2 separate regions of the Homo sapiens genome follow, and region 2 is linked to region 1. A link is a loop called in an ENCODE intact Hi-C map of the cell type or tissue named here. Cell type or tissue: HepG2. All regions are shown on one strand.

Region 1 (5,000 bases):
TCTTCACAACTCTATAAAAGAGGTTAAGATTGCCTCTTATGCAAGAGTAAGTGGAGGCTTAGACTGGCTAAGTAACTTACCCAGGCAGAGACAGCATTTGAACCCAGGATTAGGGAGGGATGAGTGAGTTACTCAATGTGGGTGTAAAATTGAAGAGAGCAGCAAAACATTTAGTAATCAAGATAAATAATATCTGAATTCAGTATTTGAAAAAATTAAGATGAATGCAAGAATACCCATAATGAGCAAACTTTCATCATTTTAAGTAAAGACGACAGGCTGCTGTCCTTGGCTTGATTTATGACGCTGTATTATTGTGCAATGGGAATCAGCCTGTCTGATGAGTCCACGGCTCCATGGCATCACATGGATATGGAGTACCCAGCCAGGTTGATGAGTGTTGACAATAGTGCATGAACAGATTGGGCAACACAGGCTTTATATATAGTCATTGATTTCTGATTGTAGAGATTTTATTAACTTTTTCCATTTTGTTCAGAATAGGGGTGGATGTTTTGATAAGTGTGTATAGGAGGCCACATTTTCCCTTTTGCCTCAGATTCCAATGTGCATTGCTGCTGCTCAGCTTTTTCAGATTCCAGAGACCGGGTCAAATGCCTACTTCTGCCCACACCATTGATTCACAATCCTGGCTGCCCATGACACTCACTGAGGGAGTCATGAAAACAGCTCCATGCCTGGGGCCCATCCCCAGAGGCCACTTCCCTTTGTCTGGGTGGTTCAGAATGGGGCCTGACATTGGGTTTGTTGCAGAACTCTCCAGTTTATTCCAATGTGTGGCCAAGGTTGACGATGACTTTGCTACATTACACTGCCTTTCTTGAAGGATCACAGGAGGCTAGCACACAAAATGCAACTCTCTCTGAGCATAAGGTAAGGTGAGGTCAGCTGGAAAGCACATGTGCTTCCAGCTCGGAATAAGAATTGTGGCATTTTAGATCTAGATGGTGCCTTAGGAGTCAGAATGTTTGAGCTAAAAGGACCTGGAATTAGATTGCCAATTTCACTGATGAGTAAACAGAAACTCAGAAAAGTTACCCCAACTTGCTAACAAGAGGCAGAGAGACAACAGGAGCAAAAGGCTCCTGACCTCAGCCCGAGCCCTTTTCAAGGAACCCATCAGAGAAAAAACACTTTCGGCTCTCACCAAAAAGAAATGAAAGCAGCCACCAGCATCCATAGCTCTCCTCCAAACATAAGAATCTACTTAATTCAGTGTTTTAAAATTTTCTTTTCCAGAATAAACCTGATTAATCCAAATCCCCATTTATAAAGTGACAATTTGCAGGCCAAATGGTTTTTCTGATCCATACTATGTTTTCAAAAGTTGATCCAGGCCGGGCGCGGTGGCTTATGCCTGTAATTCCAGCACTTTGGGAGGCCGAGGTGGGCAGATCACCTGAGGTCAGGAGTTCAAGACCAGCCTGGCCAACTTGGTGAAACCCCGTTATCTACTAAAAACACAAAAATTAGCCAGATGTGGTGATGGGCGCCTGTAATCCCAGCTACTTGGAAGGCTGAGGCAGGAGAATTGCTTGAACTGGGAGGCGGAGGTTGCAGTGACCCAAGATCTTGCCATTGCACTCCAGCCTGGGCAACAGGAGTGAAACTCTGTCTCAAAAAAAAAAAAAAAAAAAAGTCGATCCAACATTTAAACATGGGGAGATTTTCCATTACATTTTACATAATGTATATGCTTCTACTGAATACCTGGAATACTTGGCAATATCCCTGACGGTAGCACCGGCCAGAGCTGAGTCATTGCTGCCTATTGTAAAGAGGCCCAAGCCCTCCTATTTTTGTTACAGCCTCCACTACTTCCAATCCTAGTCATGACTCTAGGCTGTCTAAATGTCACCGAAAAATTTAAAATTGAAGTCGACATCTCGGAAATGCCAGAATCCCCCACCCAGTCTGTTTTATGCATTCACGTTAACTGTTAGGCCCCGGTGGCATTTGAGCTTGCAACCCTGATTTTGTCATGATAGGTCCACAACGCACCAAACGCTGGGGCAGAAAGAGCAGCCCAGGCTGCGTGGTGAGGCTATTTTTCTGCAGCGGAGACCTGAGGAGGTCTTTTACGAAGGCTTATGAGGGCAGGACCTTCTATTCCTGGTTTCCCTACCACATCGCTTGGTTTTCAGTTGCATCTATAAACCCCAAACTATTCAACATTTTTTTTTTTCATTCAAAATCTTTGTTCTATGTCATCAAGGTTTTTCTTCCTGCCTGATTTGTTTGTGCTCTTCTCCTATCCCAGAATGCCCTCCCTCTTTTTATCTGAAGTCCAATCATCCTTCTAGGCTCAGCTTCCTGGATTACTCTGATCCGTGTGGGTCTCTCCCTTCTAGGAAACTCGTATGACCTCAAGTCGATAGAGAAACCGTATGTTCCTTTTATTTCCCCAGGTCAGAGGATAAGCTCCTTAGATTTGCCTGTGTGTAATTCCTTTGAATCCTCCCTAACACCCAGGACCGGACTGGGTACACAGACCATGGTGTGACCCAGGGTCCCCTCTACTTTCCTCCAGCCGGTCGGAACAGGCGATGCAGCTCCCACTACCAGCCACGAGAGGTCGCTCATCCACACACATCTTGCCCTGCCCAGGTTCCGTGCTGCACGTAGATTACTCGAGCCTCTGGAAGTAGGGCAGGCTAATTTATCTCCTCTCCAACACAGCCTCGGGCCATCAGAGCCTCTGATGTCAGGGTCCCTGCCGTGCAAGCTGCAGAATGAAAACACTGCAAATAAGAAAGGTCACTGCATCCGCTCTGCACATTTACTTCTCACCTGAAATCTCTGCCTCGCTAGCAACATGCCAGCTCAGGCTCGGAAGATTTTCCCAACTCAGTATTCCAGCAGGAGGGAGAAGAAATCTGTGACTACTGCATGTATTATGGGTGTGCTTTTACAGATTATTGCATCAAGTCCATGGTCCAGCAATGTGCCAAGAAAGGGTTCCATGCTCTTTCTTCTGCTCCGATCCCCAGGGAGTTTCTGACCAGAGCACTGATACTCCGACTCTGTTCTGCTTTTGCTACTGCTGTTCTCCACTAATAACAACACTGACCTTTTAAAACAGGCCTTCTCGAATGAGCCAGCCTTAAAGTAGAGGTAGTGGCCAGGTGTTATTTCAGAGATTTGATGAATCCAAAGCAGCAACATGAAGGGAGCACACTAATTCCAAAAATGGGATAGATGCCACAGGAAGGTGGGAGAGCAAAAAATGTAGGTACCTAAGGTAATACCAACCACGCATGCCCAAGTACCCAGCATGGTGTCACGTTGGCATGGCAGACCAGAATGCCGACACTGGTTGAGTCTGAGTGATTGTAAAGGTTTAGCAAGGAAATGTGTCAGTCAGAGAGATTCAAATAGGTGTCCAGAGACTGGGAAGGAAGGTAGCATAGAGCTCTGCCTGGAAGCCCTGGACTCCAAAGCCCCAAGCACAGGCTTTCTGGGCTGGCTAACACGTTTCAAGACGGTCTCTAAGGAGCATTCAGACCTACTGGCAAACCTTAAAGGAAAGTCGAATTTGCCCATCGATTTCACCAGTCACTTGCACCATGATCAAAAAGATGTATTTATTAGTAGAGGCAGCACAGCGTCTGGGGAGCCGGACTCCCAAAGTGAGAATCAGAGTTCTGACATTGACTAGCCATGGCTTAAACTCTCCGAGCCTCAGTTTACACATCTGTTAAAAGGAGACTAATAACAGTACCTAAGCAAGGGTTACTATCAGGATTAAAATGCTTAGAACAGTACCCAATGCACAGCAAACACTTACGTAAATATAAGCTGTTATCACTAATGTTATTATTAATTTTGTTATCCATTCTGCACAAAACACACAGTGAATCCCCTATTTTCCAGGCCTGGCTGTGTCTGAAATAAAGAACACCAAAGAACTTTTTCAGAAATAGTGTCAATTTCATACCTAAGCAACGACAATGTCACTTTCAGTTCAGCAAGGCTCTCTCCTTTCCTATAGAGTGAAGTTGATAATTGTCTTAGAGCTACTTATTTCACTTTATCCTCCCACTCTTTAAAACAAGTCTAAAAAACTTGGGTGAGAACATATTCAACGATTCATTAATTCAACAAATATTTCCTGAGAGCCTGTTATGTGCCAAGCATTGTTTCAGGTGCTGGGATGTAGCAGCGAGGCAAATCCTCTGTCCTGCCCTAATGAGGGTTACATTCTGGTATGTGGGCACAGGCAAAAAAGGAGCAGGGAAGCAGATGAGGTAGTTCAGATAGTGTTGGATGCAATAAAGGAAATTAACAGGGTGACTTGGAGGGCCACACTGTTAATCTTACTTAAGATGGGATGATCAAGCAAAACATGTCTGGAAAATGACGTGTGAGCTAAGATCTGGAAGATGACAAGAACTAGACATGCAGACAGGCAGCCAGTGCACAGGTACAGAAAGTGGAAGGGACCCTGGGGTGAGAATGAACTTGGGCAATTCAAGGACAGAAAGAAGGCCTAGGGACAGAGTATAATGAAAAAGGGGCGTCTTTGTCCTGTAGTATTCTGCTGTAACAGAATTCAACAGACTGGATAATTTATAAAGAACTAAAATTTATTTCTTACAGTTCTGGAAGCTGGAAAGTCCAAGATGAAGGCACCAGCAGGTTTGGTGTCTGGTGAGAGCATGTCTCTGCTTCCAAGATGGTTCCTTAAACATTGAATCCTTCAGGGAGGAGGAACACTGTTCTTCATGTGGCTGACGACCAGAAGAGAGCAAACCCATAAACTCTTTTTTATAATGGCATTAATCCATTTGTGAGGGCCGAATCCTCATGACCTCAACATCTCCCATTAGGTCCCACCTCCTAACCCTGTTGTACTGGGAATTAAGCTTCCAACACATGAATTTGGAGGGGACAAAATATTCCAACCATAGCAAAAGGAGAATGGTATAGCATGAGTTTGGAGAACGAGGCAGTGGCCACATCACGTAGGGCCTTGTTCA
Region 2 (5,000 bases), 680 kb after region 1:
CCAGATTAGCTAGATACAGAGTGTGGATTGGTGCATTCACAAAACCTGAGCTAGACACAGGATGCTGGTTGGTGTGTTTACAAACCTTGAGCTAGATACAGAGTGCCCATTGGTGTATTTACAATCCCTGAGTTAGACATAAAGGTTCTCCACGTCCCCACCAGACTGAGGAGCCCAGCTGGCTTCATCCAGTGGATCCGCACTGGGGCTGCAGATGGAGCTGCCCACCAGTCCCACGCCCTGCGCCTGCACTCCTCAGCCCTTGCATGGTTGACGGGACTGGGGGCCTTGGAGCAGGGGGCGGCGCTCATTAGGGAGGCTCCCGCCGCACAGGAGCCCGTGGAGGGGGCGGGGAAGCTCAGCCATGGCGGGCGGCAGGTCCCGAGCCCTGCCCCGCAGGGAGGCAGCTAAGGCCCAGCCAGAAATCCAGCGCAGCGCCAGTGGGCTGGCACTGCTGGAGGACCCAGCACACCCTCCGCAGCTGCTGGCCCGGGTGCTAAGCCTCTCATTGCCTGAGGCCGGCAGGGCCAGCCGGCCGCTCCGAGTGCAGGGCCTGCCAAGCCCACACCCACCCGGAACTCCAGCTGGCCCGCAAGCGCCTCGCGCATCCTCGGTTGCCACTCGCGCCTCTCCCTCCACACCTCCCTTCAAGCTGAGGGAGCCGGCTCCGGCCTTGGCCAGCTCAGAAAGGGGCTCCCAGAGTGCAGAGACGGGCTGAAGGGCTCCTCAAGTGCTGCCAAAGTGGGAGCCCAGGCAGAGGAGGCGTGGACAGCAAGCGAGGGCTGTGAGGGCTGTCACCTCTCACTACAGCCTCCCCTGAGTAAGCCCTACTGAGGGTTTACCTTTAGAACAGAACAAGACAGTAGCAGGGCGCAGATGTATTAAGTAATAGGATGAAGGAGGAGGGGAGCCTGGCAAATCCTAATCAGGAGGAGGAAACATAGGAACCCCTGAAAGTGGCCCTGATGCCTTCAATTTGGTCATTTAAACATTGGCAGAGCACTCTGAGGTTTTCATTGGCGTTACAGTTCAGCATGACAGAAAGGCGAGCTTTTCTAGCACTCAGGGAAGCAAAGCACAACGCAACCTTCCTAAGTGGCAGCAACCTCTTAAGACCCTCCCCTTTCAGGGTTCCTAACACGAATGCTGACTCCCTGGTCCTCCTGCCATGATTTTAAGGAGGCAGAGGATAACTGGTGTCCAGCCAGGATTCTTGACAATTCAGGAGCACAGCACCTCTGCGGCAGCTGCAAAGGAGCAGATGTCAACAGCAGGAACGCAGAGCACAGACCCACTAAAGAATGCTTTGAGGGGGTTCCCAACCATTTTCATTTCGGGACACCCTTGCATCCTTCCCTGACAAGGTCCCTCTCGCTCCACTGAGTCTCGGCACAGGTACGGCCGCACTGACTGAGAGACAGTGGAGGAGGGAATGGCACCCAAAGGAGACTGAGCTGAGTGTGGTCCAAAGGCCAGGAACTGTGATCTACAAGGCACTTCTCAACGACCAGTCACTTTAAAGTGTGTTTGGCTCTCCCTCTGTACAGAGAGCATGTGTGAGGCAACACAAAAGAGTCCAAGATGGACCACCACCTGTATTAAGTAGATTCAGCTCAAAAACCAATCATAAAAATGCCCTTGGCCAATGATCCTTACAATAAAGGGTAAGTGACAGCACTAGTTAGCAGAGGCTCTGTATTCTCCCTGTTCTGCCCCTGATTGTAGGGCTGTGACCTTGTCATTCCCTCCTACAGCCTCAGTCCCCTCAACTATAAAATAGGAAGCTGGAATCAGTGGAGGGTCTGTAGATTCCTCTCCACAGATAGGATCTATGATTAGGAGGAGGTTAAATACCATTTTTCATGACATCTTTGGGTTGCTATGAAACCTTGTTGCTAAGAACACTGCCCTGTGTTTTCCTTTGTCACTATCAGGGTTGTTGTCTGACCATTTATTTTTTAATTTTTATTTTTTATATTTTTTTGAGACAGGGTCACTCTGTCACCCAGGCTGGAGTGCAGTGGCGTGATCTTGGCTCACTGCAACTTCTGGCTCCCGGGTTCAAGCGATTCTCCCACCTTGGCCTCCTGAGTAGCTGGGATTACAGGCGTGCACCACCACACCCCGGTATTTTTTTTTGTATTTTTAGTAGAGATGGGGTATTGTCCAGGCTGGTCTCAAACTGCTGGTTTCAAGTGATCTGCCCACCTCGGCCTCCCAAAGTGCTGGGATTACAGGTGTGAGCCACCGCACCCAGCCTGAAAATTAAAAACAAAAACCAAAAAACAAAAAAACAGAATTCCTATGACATAAAGTTTCCTGCCACCATTTTTTTTTTTTCTGGCATCAGCAAAGGGCGGAGGCATGGGAGCTTCGTTTCTGCCTCCCGCCGGCACCCACAACGCCCATTTCACATTCTGGAGCCCACAGCCACGCGGCCAGCTCTGACTTCCAAATGCCATTTGCAGTTCTATGGCCAACACATGGCTCGGCAGCCGTACTTTACTGCTTGTGGTGTTGAGAGGCTGGAGCGTCTAGTGCTTTCCAGAGAAAAGCTCAGGACCTGCTGCCCTCCCACCACCGCTCCCCATCCCCAATCCCACGGGCTCACAGCAGGCACTGCTGCCCCCTAGCGGGAGGCAGGCTCCAGCCTCCAGGGAGAAACCGCTGCGGGATTCCTCCTGTCCCTTCCACGGGACTTCTCCAAGCTGGGTCCAAAAAACCCCCTCTGTAGTTGTTACACATCACACCTGGCACCATCCCCTTGGACAGGTCCCTTGAGCTTTCTCTTCCCTGGGATGAAAAGGCCGTGACTTCACCCACTCCTGGCTTGCAGGACGTCACCCCTAGATATCTCCTGGGGCATCTGTGACCTGCTCTGCCACGGTCCAGGATTTGGGCCAATTGGGGCTGAAACCCAGGGAGAGGAACCTCCAGGAGACCCAGAACTTCCCCACCAGGTCCCCCTCCTCATTCAGGTTGCCAGCTGGAGAGGTGTAGGGAGCTCCCTCCTTCCTTCCTTCCCTCCCTCTGCACCAGGGCCCGGCCTTACCAAAGGCTTTGGCGACATCCCCTGGACACGTACAGCCTCCATCCTTCACAGAGGAAAAAGCAAGGACAGGACATCATCAGCGGGAGCTCAGCCAGGCTGTCCCCTCCCCCCAGATGACCTAGTGACTGGGGGTTCAGACCCACCACAGCCCCCAGCAAGCCCACGGGCCCAAGTTCCCCTACCACGGCTGTTGTTGTCTGATCGAGTGTACTCCCCTCAATATTGCACCTTTCACTCCCCAGGCCCATCCAGGCTTCCTCTGTGGGTCAGAAGCTGGCACCACCCACTGCCCACCTGCCTGCCTGGGCTCAGACACTTCTGTTGCAGAGCAGGAGGCAGCAGGGGCTGTGAGCGGCAGAGGGGCTCAGCCCTCATCCCATGCCAGCCCCCTACATAACACACCCAGCCATTCCACTGTCCACACTCATTCTCACTCAGGAGTCACCTTTCCCTCTCTGCCTGGTGTGAGGTGAGATTTATTTAGTACAAGGGTTGAATTCTTGTAAGAGCCAAGAAAAGGACATTGAGTTAATCCTTTTATCTTTCCAGGTACCTCCATGTTTCCTATTCCTCATGTATGGTACAAAGTTACCTTAAAATCAAACATCTGTTTTTCCACCCACACTGCCCATGCAGACCACACTTGGGCTGGTTTAATGTGTAGCAGGGCCAGTCTGTTATCTTGGGCTGCCCAGCAAGGTTCAGCTGTTGGGGGTAATGTTTAAACTCCAGCTACACAGTACAAGTCTTCTAGGATGCAGAGCTAGCTGAATTTTCTTTTCTTTTCTGTTTTTTTTTTTTTGTTTTTTTTTTTTTTTGAGACAGTCTCACTCTTGTCGCCCAGGCTGGAGTGTAATGGCGTGATCTCGGCTCACTGCAACCTCTGCCTCCTGGGTTCAAGCAATTCTCCTGCCTCAGCCTCCTGAGTAGCTGGATTACAAGTGCCCACCACCAAGCCCAGCTAATTTTTGTACTTTTAGTAGAGACGGGATTTCGCCACGTTGGCCTGGCTGGTCTTGAGCTCCTGACCTCAGGTGATCCGCCCACCTCGGCCTCCCAAAGTGCTGGGATTACAGGCGTGCACCACCGCGCCCAGCCACTAGCTGCATTTTCTTACAAACACAAGACACCAAATGCCCAGGCTGCTACCTGCTATTCCTAATGTAGCCTGGGCGCAATTCAAGGGGCAAAAGGACAGCAACAGTACGCTGGAGCAGCAGCCAGACACACGGGGACAGTCACGAAAGCCATGGTGCAAGGGGAGACAGCAACAGTGTCAGGGCTCACGTGACAGTGACACAGCCCAAAGCTAAGTGTGGGTCTAGGAGAAACAGCAGGACCTCAGAGGGAAGCACCTGTCCGCAGAAGGTGGGACCCACTTTGGGAAGGAATAGAGAAAAGACAGGGTGCCCAGGCTACCCCGTGTTACAACCTGCAGGAAAGTGCACACACCTCTGGAGTTGGAGAGCAGGGAAATGGGATGACCCACCTTGTGAAGAACATCTCAAACTGAGAACATAGGGTCTCTGTGACTCAGTTCCCTTTCTCTATCTACCAGTGAGGCCTGTCACTCCAGGAGCTAGAACTCCAATACTATTTCACTACTTCTTTGCAGCTCTGATCAAAAGGTTAAGTGTGAAGGCTGGACCTTTTCTTTACAAACATTTACTGACCACAGTTATTTCCTCAATCAAATGTGTTATTCATACATGGCTTCTCTGACCCCCAGAGGGCCACAGAGCACTGAGGAATATTATTTCAGAGGTGGTCTTGCCGTATGTTATCTGGCCCAAACCCACTGTGTGAAGACAGGGACAGGGCTTGTGGCTCTATACCCCTTGTTAATGCTTCAAAATCCTGGCATATTTATTTATTTTACCTTTCAAAGGTACAACCTCAAAATGCCCTTCGCTTGCCCTGCCAATTAATTTTAAAGTGCTTTATCTCT

The links. Hi-C counts contacts between places; a loop is a spot of excess contacts. Peaks named below come from ENCODE experiments on the same cell type or tissue, not always from the same donor. Only the 100,000 strongest peaks of a DNase experiment are listed, where the experiment ranks them.
Region 2: a loop joins it to region 1, with 6 times the contacts of the local background. A loop is called at or near these places in 3 of 110 quality-filtered maps.

The regions. Positions count from the first base shown.
Region 1 is chr6:16,962,667-16,967,666 of GRCh38, reverse strand. No RefSeq gene overlaps it. Among named protein-coding and RNA genes, the nearest start is that of STMND1, 140 kb to the left of the region's middle. In HepG2, a CTCF peak has its summit at 2,597 (motif pointing right); a DNase peak (open chromatin) is centred at 2,606; H3K27me3 peaks cover 1,608 bases.
Region 2 is chr6:16,283,888-16,288,887 of GRCh38, reverse strand. It overlaps GMPR (guanosine monophosphate reductase), which reads right to left. Exons shown (of 9, transcript NM_006877.4): 7 at 3,053-3,095. Among named protein-coding and RNA genes, the nearest start is that of GMPR, 48 kb to the right of the region's middle. RefSeq lists an enhancer at 2,716-2,845. In HepG2, a CTCF peak has its summit at 2,630 (motif pointing left); a DNase peak (open chromatin) is centred at 2,637.